3 separate regions of the Homo sapiens genome follow, and all the other regions are linked to region 1. A link is a contact called in ENCODE Hi-C or POLR2A ChIA-PET data. All regions are on one chromosome and are shown on one strand. Each heading gives the region's core, a stretch centred on a gene start or an enhancer-like site at or near the end of the contact. The rest is flanking DNA. Distances are from core to core; before and after follow the strand shown. Region 1 holds the start of ATG5 (autophagy related 5). Region 2 has its middle 36 kb from the start of LINC02836. Region 3 has its middle 14 kb from the start of LINC02836.

Evidence for each region. Hi-C counts contacts between places; a loop is a spot of excess contacts on that map. ChIA-PET counts read pairs that join two places held with the same protein, here RNA polymerase II (POLR2A). Pooled maps may share reads with other maps.
Region 2: a loop to region 1 is called in a map of ascending aorta, with 3 times the contacts of the local background. The contact joins the enhancer-like site here to the promoter of ATG5 in region 1. A Hi-C loop is called at or near these places in 4 of 168 maps with a recorded cell type or tissue (PC-9, ascending aorta, chondrocyte and 1 more) and 9 of 50 pooled maps. POLR2A ChIA-PET finds 5 or more read pairs at or near these places in 2 of 52 experiments (MCF 10A and Panc1).
Region 3: a map of naive thymus-derived CD4-positive, alpha-beta T cell shows a loop between it and region 1 (11-fold over the local background). The contact joins the enhancer-like site here to the promoter of ATG5 in region 1. A Hi-C loop is called at or near these places in 1 of 168 maps with a recorded cell type or tissue (naive thymus-derived CD4-positive, alpha-beta T cell), 3 of 37 single-sample maps with no recorded cell type and 7 of 50 pooled maps. POLR2A ChIA-PET finds 5 or more read pairs at or near these places in 1 of 52 experiments (activated T-cell).

What each region holds. Positions count from the first base shown.
Region 1 is chr6:106,324,483-106,327,032 of GRCh38, reverse strand. It overlaps ATG5 (autophagy related 5), which reads left to right and starts at 1,273. Exons shown (of 8, transcript NM_004849.4): 1 at 1,273-1,507. RefSeq lists enhancers at 1,074-1,393, 1,414-1,463.
Region 2 is chr6:105,595,065-105,597,614 of GRCh38, reverse strand. No RefSeq gene overlaps it. Among named protein-coding and RNA genes, the nearest start is that of LINC02836, 36 kb to the left of the region's middle. Within about 2 kb of position 1,279, at least 6 of the 41 ENCODE cell types and tissues checked have a DNase peak (open chromatin) inside an H3K27ac peak, as active enhancers do; they include PC-9 and Panc1, where a contact is called at or near this core.
Region 3 is chr6:105,645,229-105,647,778 of GRCh38, reverse strand. No RefSeq gene overlaps it. Among named protein-coding and RNA genes, the nearest start is that of LINC02836, 14 kb to the right of the region's middle. RefSeq lists an enhancer at 779-968. Within about 2 kb of position 1,283, at least 4 of the 41 ENCODE cell types and tissues checked have a DNase peak (open chromatin) inside an H3K27ac peak, as active enhancers do.

The DNA of each region.
Region 1 (2,550 bases), core at 24-2,523:
CCTTACTAAGAAATGTATTTCACATTCCTATCCAGTGTACACCACATACATACTGAAGTAAAAATTTTGGGACACAATATTTACCCTTTACATGTGTGAAGCATGCTGATATTTTCTATTTTATTTCATTTAAAAAGATGCTGGGCATGCTTCCCTAACTTGATTTAGATACCCACTAATGTACTGTAATTTACCATTTGAAAATCATTGTACTTAGTCCAACTCCAAGAAGATTTTTCTTTTTAAAAGAATCCTGTGGCTACTACTAGAATTTTCCTTATGTTCCCAATTATCAAGAACCTGTTTTGAGTCTCAGCACAGTACTTACTTAACATGCATGGCGTTAAGGCACGTGTAATTAAGAGAAAAACCTTAAATGCCTGCTAAGACTTCTGGATAGAGCCAATTCAAAGATTCTTTATTAGTAAGTTTACCAATTATTACTATTTTTTTTTTGAGACGGAGTCTCGCTCTTTCGCCCAGGCGGGACTGCGGTGGCCCTATCTTGGCTCACTGCAAGCTCCACCTCCCGGGTTCACGCCATTCTCCTGCCTCAGACTCTCCAGTAGCTGGGACTACAGAAGCCCGCCACCGCGCCCGGCTAATTTTTTTTGTATTTTTAGTAGAGACGGGGTTTCACCGTGTTAGCCATGATGGTCTCGATCTCCTGACCTCGTGATCCGCCCGCCTCGGCCTCCCAAGGTGCTGGGATTACAGGCGTGAGCCACCGCGCCCGGCCCCAATTATTTTTACAAAGAGTAAGATAAAGATATGTACTCTTGGATGGGTGGGAGGGTTCAGTGCTCATATAGTCTTCTGTTAAATTAGGTTATTAATGCCTGCGGTGGTTCCAACAAAGTAGAGAAGAAGATCAAATAAGAAAATGGATGGGAAAGTACTTTGAAAACTAATGTTTTATTAATACTGTTGTGTGATGCCAGGAAGAAAGGGATGTTGCGATCAAGCTCTAGGGAGGCAGTGTTTCAGTATTTTAAAAACTGTTTTTGTGGAACTGTTAAGTTAACCTCCCCAAGCCCCAATAACTACGCTTTGACGCAAGATTCTCAGAAGAGGGTAGAAGCTATGAACTTGGAGAGGTTTGGTCGCGAGTTCAAGCGTACTGCCCCGTTGGCGCATGCTCAAGAGCGACTCGGGCCTCCTTGCTGGGTTAGGCAGAACACGGAGGGCGGAGTTCGGACCACGTGGGGTCTCGTGACGTCATCTCCGGGCGCCGAGGGTGACTGGACTTGTGGTGCGCTGCCAGGGCTCCGCAGCGTTGCCGGTTGTATTCGCTGGATACCAGAGGGCGGAAGTGCAGCAGGGTTCAGCTCCGACCTCCGCGCCGGTGCTTTTTGCGGCTGCGCGGGCTTCCTGGAGTCCTGCTACCGCGTCCCCGCAGGACAGTGTGTCAGGCGGGCAGCTTGCCCCGCCGCCCCACCGGAGCGCGGAATCTGGGCGTCCCCACCAGTGCGGGGAGCCGGAAGGAGGAGCCATAGCTTGGAGTAGGGTACGTGTGTGTGTCCACCTTGTGTGAGGAAATTCCTAGAGGAGGAGGGCTGGGGAGGGGCCAGGTAGGTGTGGTAGGAAGGAGGGGTGAGTAGTTGCCTGGAGGAGCGCCCGCCCGGCCGCGATGGCGGGTGAAGGTGGTTCCTCCGGGCAAGGTGGAGTTGGCGAGACGCCGGCCCGGAGCCCTGGGGCCGGTTGGCGGGTGTGGCCTGCGGGGTCCCTCTTGGGGTACATGTCTGTTGCTTACTAAGGTAGGAAAGCGAGAGTCTAGTCGCAGGCTCTAGAGTTCAGTTCAGGACCTGAATTGTTTGTGGAACACAGTTATTTAAACCTTTATTGCACAGTGCAGTGTGAGTCTGTCCAAACTCGGTGGGTATGTCCTCCAAGCAATTTATCTATTTACGATATTCCCTGTCTCAATAACAATATTTAGTGCTACCAAAGACATTTTCTGTTGGCAAGACACTTTTACATACTTCATTTGTACTTTGGATTATTTTAAAATTATCCTGAACTTGAGGAACCTAGGAAACTATTGGTTCTAGATTTTTCTGAGGGGTGAGGAGGTACAGCCTGTCTTGAGCAATCAGAACCCGGAGACTTACCAGACAGTAGCTGAACTTCCAAAGCCTTCCAGAATTGGCTTGTTAAATTTCTGAGACCTTGAAACTGGATACTTGGCTCTGAACTGAACTATTTGTGATTTCCATAGAGGGAGTTTCTGGTTGAATTTTGAATTTGAAAATAACGATGTTGTGCTCAGGGTAGTAATTGAGAGGTATTTTACACCAGATTTAAGCCTGTGCTTTTATCTTCAAAGATATGCTACTTAAAATTGGGGGAAAGTGTACAGAATGGAACTGTATGGATATGGATTTTTAGAATAGTGCACACACCTCAAGTGTGTATTTATTTCATTAATTTCCCCCAAACTGAGTACCTCCTATGTGTTAGGCACTGGACAAAACAGTAAACAAAATAGTAAACAAAAGAATAAAAATCCCTGCCATCATGAAGTTCCACTTTGGGGATGGGGTGAGAAGA
Region 2 (2,550 bases), core at 30-2,529, 730 kb after region 1:
CTTACATGTAGAATCTTAAAAAATAAAAAAAGTCAAATACATAGAAGACAGAATAGAACAGTGATTACTAGAGGTGGCAAGGGTTGTGGGAAAGGGGGTGGAATGGGGAGATGTTGGTCAGAGGGTATGAAGTTGCAGTTACATGAGGAAGTCTAGAGATCAAATGTACAGCATGAGGACTATAGCTAATAATATTGCATTGTATACTGAAAATTTGCTAAAAGAGTAGATTTTAGGTGCTTTTACCACACACACACATACACAAGTAATATGTGAGGTGATAGACATGTTAATTGGCTCGACTTGTAGTTATCATTCCAGTTTATATGTATATCAAAATATATAGAGGCCGGGCACGGTGGCTCACATCTGTAATCCCAGCACTTTGGGAGGCGGAGAAGGGTGGATCACTTGAGGTCAGGAGTTCAACACCAGCCTGACCAACATGGAGAAACCCTGTCTCTACTAAAAATACAAAATTAGCCAGGGTGGTGGCGCATCCCTGTAATTCCAGCTACTTGGGAGGCTGAGGCAGGAGAATCGCTTGAACCTGGGAGGCGGAGGTTGCAGTGAGCCGAGATGGCACCATTGCACTCCAGCCTGGGCAAAAAGAGCGAAACTCCATCTCAAAAAAAAAAAAAAAAAATATATATATATATATATATATATATATATATATATATATATATATGTATGTATATACAGGTTGTATATCTTAAATATACACAATAATATTTTTCAAGTGTATTCCTGATCTACACACTGCCAATTATAGTGCAATGGCCACCTGGGAACTTAATGAGTCTTATATGATGCTCATAATCCACTTTCCTACACACAAAAAATTCATTCTCATAAGTCTTTATCCTAGAGGGACTTCCTGTTTCCACGTTGGAATTTTAATTGCACGTGCCATCCAGATGGCAAAAGGCAGAATGTCCTAGAAGTGTTTGATAGATTTACTTTAAATGTGATTTTAAGTGTGTGGTATTCAATGTCCCCTACGCACATTCTAATTCATAGTCTGTTGAATTGGAAGTTGCCCTAACCACATTCCACTGAGTACCCGTCACATACAACAAACTCATACTAAATCCAGCTTTGTTAAACTGTTATTCAATGGGCATTTCAATCACAGACATAGTAAAGTATCCTAGTTCTCAGCTGAGAACCACAGTCAGTTATAACATCCTGGGAAAATAGTCAATTTCATCTGTGATTCATGTTGGAATAATGCAGTGCTTTCTAGTAAGAGATTCCTTGGAGCTGTGTCTACAGTTTAACAGCAGACAAGTTTTACAAGAACAATTTGCTAAACAAAAAGTCCCCTCATAACTTTTGGAAACTGAGTTTGCACAAGTATATTTGAATAGCATAGGCATTACTGAAAGGTGGCCAAATGTAGTGCAGTAATCTCATATCAATTTCCAGTTCTTGAATAACAATATTCAAAGTTGAGGTTGAGATTCCGCTGCTTTCAAATGTAGTTTTTTTGTTCTGAGTTGATCTATCTTCCTCCCTGCAGTTTATCACATTTCACATCCTGAGAATGGAACCACTGATCTCCACTGACATTTTTAATGATATTGGTAGTTTTTGAGATGCTTTATGTCTCATGACTAAGCAGCAGACTTAAATATACAGGCATTGTGGACCAGATTTCCTGTCTTCCCCTGAGATGCTGTGAAAGTTGAGGCAAATGATATGCTACACCCATACCTCAATGTTCCCATCTGTGAAATAGAGGAACAGTACTGATCTACAACACAGGGCCTTTCTCTATCTTTAGGAAGAAAATGTTTACCAGTAGAAAGTGATACTATATTATTAAATCAAAATATTTTATGTTGGGGGTGAAATATTTGTGGAGTCAGTTCTAGCATTTTTGGCACTTTCATTTAGGAGAAAAGTCTTTATTTTAATATAAAAATGTATCATTTAAAAATTCATAGAAAAGAAAAGCATGCTTTTTGCGGTATTGAAGTAACACATAACTGTCAGGATTAGGAATCTATCTATCTATAGAAAATGGCTAACTTTGGAGACATTTCCAAGAGTATTTGTACCTCACATCATTAACACTGTCTCATATGACACTAGCAATTCTGGTTCCTGCAAAACTAAGTAATGTGGAAATTAGGGCTTTGCCTTAATAGATGCTACACAGCATAGGAAATAAAACAAGGAGCAAGTTCTGTTTTCCTGTGTTCCATAATTGTATGCAAATCCCCACACTTGATATTTCATATCAAGTCTTCAAAATACACCTTTTGTGGGCCCTGGAAAGAAAGTCGATCTTTCCTAAGACACACTTAATATTCCCCAGCTGTCACCTCACCACACACATCACCACCCAAGGTGGTTGAATTTCTGTGGTGTGATATACAACATGGAATCATCGTACCCTATCTTACATAAAATTTTGTTCTGCAAATATTAATACATTGGTAAGTATACAATAGGCAGGCAAAGCTATTGTCCAAAAGACACAGATCTAATAGGAGATGTGAGTCATGAATTCCTTCCTGGTTCTTCTCCATCTTAAGACTG
Region 3 (2,550 bases), core at 34-2,533, 680 kb after region 1:
AGAAATGGGGAAGAATGGTAGGACACTCCCAAAGGGGTAAAGAAACTACTGGAGTAAGGGGAACAGAGGATTACATTTAATAACTCTAAGATGCACCCCCTGGGAAAACAAACAGTGGAATTTGTAACAATTATTTTTGTTTGGCTCTTGAAGCTGAGCATTTATGTCTGTTGAGGATATAAAAAGTTCAGTGTTCTAAATGGGAAGAGAATGACCTGAAGTGAATGGCAGAATGGGCTCTGGGGACACTGGACCTAGGGCTGCACCCTGGCTCTGCCATTTGTGAGTGGTGTGATCTCCAATGAGTTCACGTTTTCATGCCTCAGGCTCCTAATTTTTAATTTGGGATAATATTAGTATCAATAGTATCTAATTCATAGGGAGCTGTGGGGATTAAGAGATAAAGTATTTATTATGCTTATAGTGTTGGGCACATAGAAGGAGCTCAATACATCTTTATTATTTTTATATTAATATAAAATAACAATAATAATGGTAATAAAATCTCAAAGCCAAGTAAGCATCATGAAATTTTTCACGTGCCCATGAGCACAGAGGAGATCTTCAGAACCTACTGTTTTCTGATCTCCAAGAAAGATGGAGAAAAGAAAATTATAGCATTTTTCTTTCATTTTTTCTTCCTTCCTCTTTTTTTTTCTAGAATAAAGAGATGAGGAAAATGCAAGACAGTCCATGTCGCTCTTGGCTGTTCTCTGCTACTCCCCCCAGGTTCAGGGGTCTGTGAGTGGTCGTGAGAACCCCACCCCCAGGCTTCTGCTTGGGTCCTTATCATAGTGGCCTCTCCTGCTACCCAGTGAGAGTTCACTGTTCTGGCAAGGGATATGGCTCCCGACTCAAGGAGAAAGGGAGCGCAATGCTTTCCTTCTCCATTATTCTATGGGCAGGTTTAATATCCAGTGCCTCCTATTTATAATTAACATGAAGTTGTTTATTTCTTGCTTCTCATTTTAGCAGGGTAAGCATGTAGAGGCAGGCCACTTTCTAGTAGATTGTGAGAAGATAGACCTCAGCATGAGCCTGACTGTGGGTCTGATGTGGAGAGAAGAGAGTCAAAAGGAAATATTCTGTGGCTTTCTATATGACTGAAATGCAGCAAGGCTATTGTTTGCTGTAGCAGCTGATTGAAAAAGAGTGACATTCTGTCCACTGAACGTTAATAGGCTCAAGTGGAAGTGTGGTGATCAAAGCTGAGTCATAACTTGAGAGGAAACCAGTCTTACCCATGTTTTTTGTTCTTTAGTGGAGACACCTAGTAAGCTCTTCGAAGACGGTGGCTTTCTACAAAAGGAGAGCTATAGTAACCGTTGGCCGCAGCAAGATGCTCTTCTCACTCTTGTGTTGGAACAAGAACCAGTTATGAGAAGCCTGGGTTTGACTTGCTTTTGGTGTGGTTAATGCTGGTGGGAAGGTTTCTTATAGGTCTTTTTATTTATTAATACATTTGGTCATAGATGGGCCTTCAGGATTTTCAATTGCTGTGACTATGTTGGTCTGGCTAGCTTTTTCCAGGCTAACAATGCAAACACCCCCAGCACCCCTGAGGGATAGTCTCACAAAGCCCCTGTCTGTCTGGCCTGTGGCTACATAAGCAATCTCTTGACAGTTCTTGGAACGTGAGACTTGGTGACGTGACCTAAGACTTCGATGTTTTTGTGATTTATCCAGGACACTTGACTAGGTAACAGGAATGCAGATGATCTCTGTCTCAGTGCTAGAACCTGCAGCTTTAGCCCAGGTTTATTCTTTGGGGTATGACTGCTAATCTGAAAATTTTGGGGAGAGTCCAGTGTCTGTGCAAGAGCAAATCTTCAATTTGGACTGATTCCACTATGAAGGAAATTGAGTTTTTATGGGAGCTAAAAATAAACGATCCTTAGCACTCCCTCCATCCTAAAATACATTAAATAGCCCTTACATTTTCAAGTTAGAACAAATCTGGCCTCATTGTTTCTGTCACTCTAACACTTGTTAATGTTATTTATGTAATTTTCAGATATTCTCAGATCAAAATTTTCCATGCCCAGTTATCTTTCTCATGCAAAGAAATTGTGATCAGTGTTCAGTTTCAATCAGTTTACTGAAGGAAGGGTCGTTTACAACACCTGTAGCCACTTTTCTCTTAGGGACTTAGTTAAAAAATCAGATGCAGGGTGTGAAATGAGACCTAAGTAATTCTTTCCAAGTTCCTTTGAGGAGCTCCCTGCTAGTACTCTCTCAGCCTAGAAATCAACACCTGCCTTTCACAAAGGAGCCTCCATCCAGTGTGGAATTCCAGCAAGTACACAGGTAGTTATTTCTAGGAATATTGCCCTTGCACATCTCTCCTCTTGCCAGGCACCAAACTAATTTCTCAAAGAGAAACAGTGGGAAACAATATGTTCTGTGCTGCCTTCACATACTACCATAAGAGGCAGTTAGTTACATAAGCCGGCTTCCAGAGATTTGCCAAGTGCTCTTTTTAAAAAAAGTGGCTGCTGATGGAACATTCTTTACATAAAACAGATACTTGTTTCAGCAACCAAAGTCCAT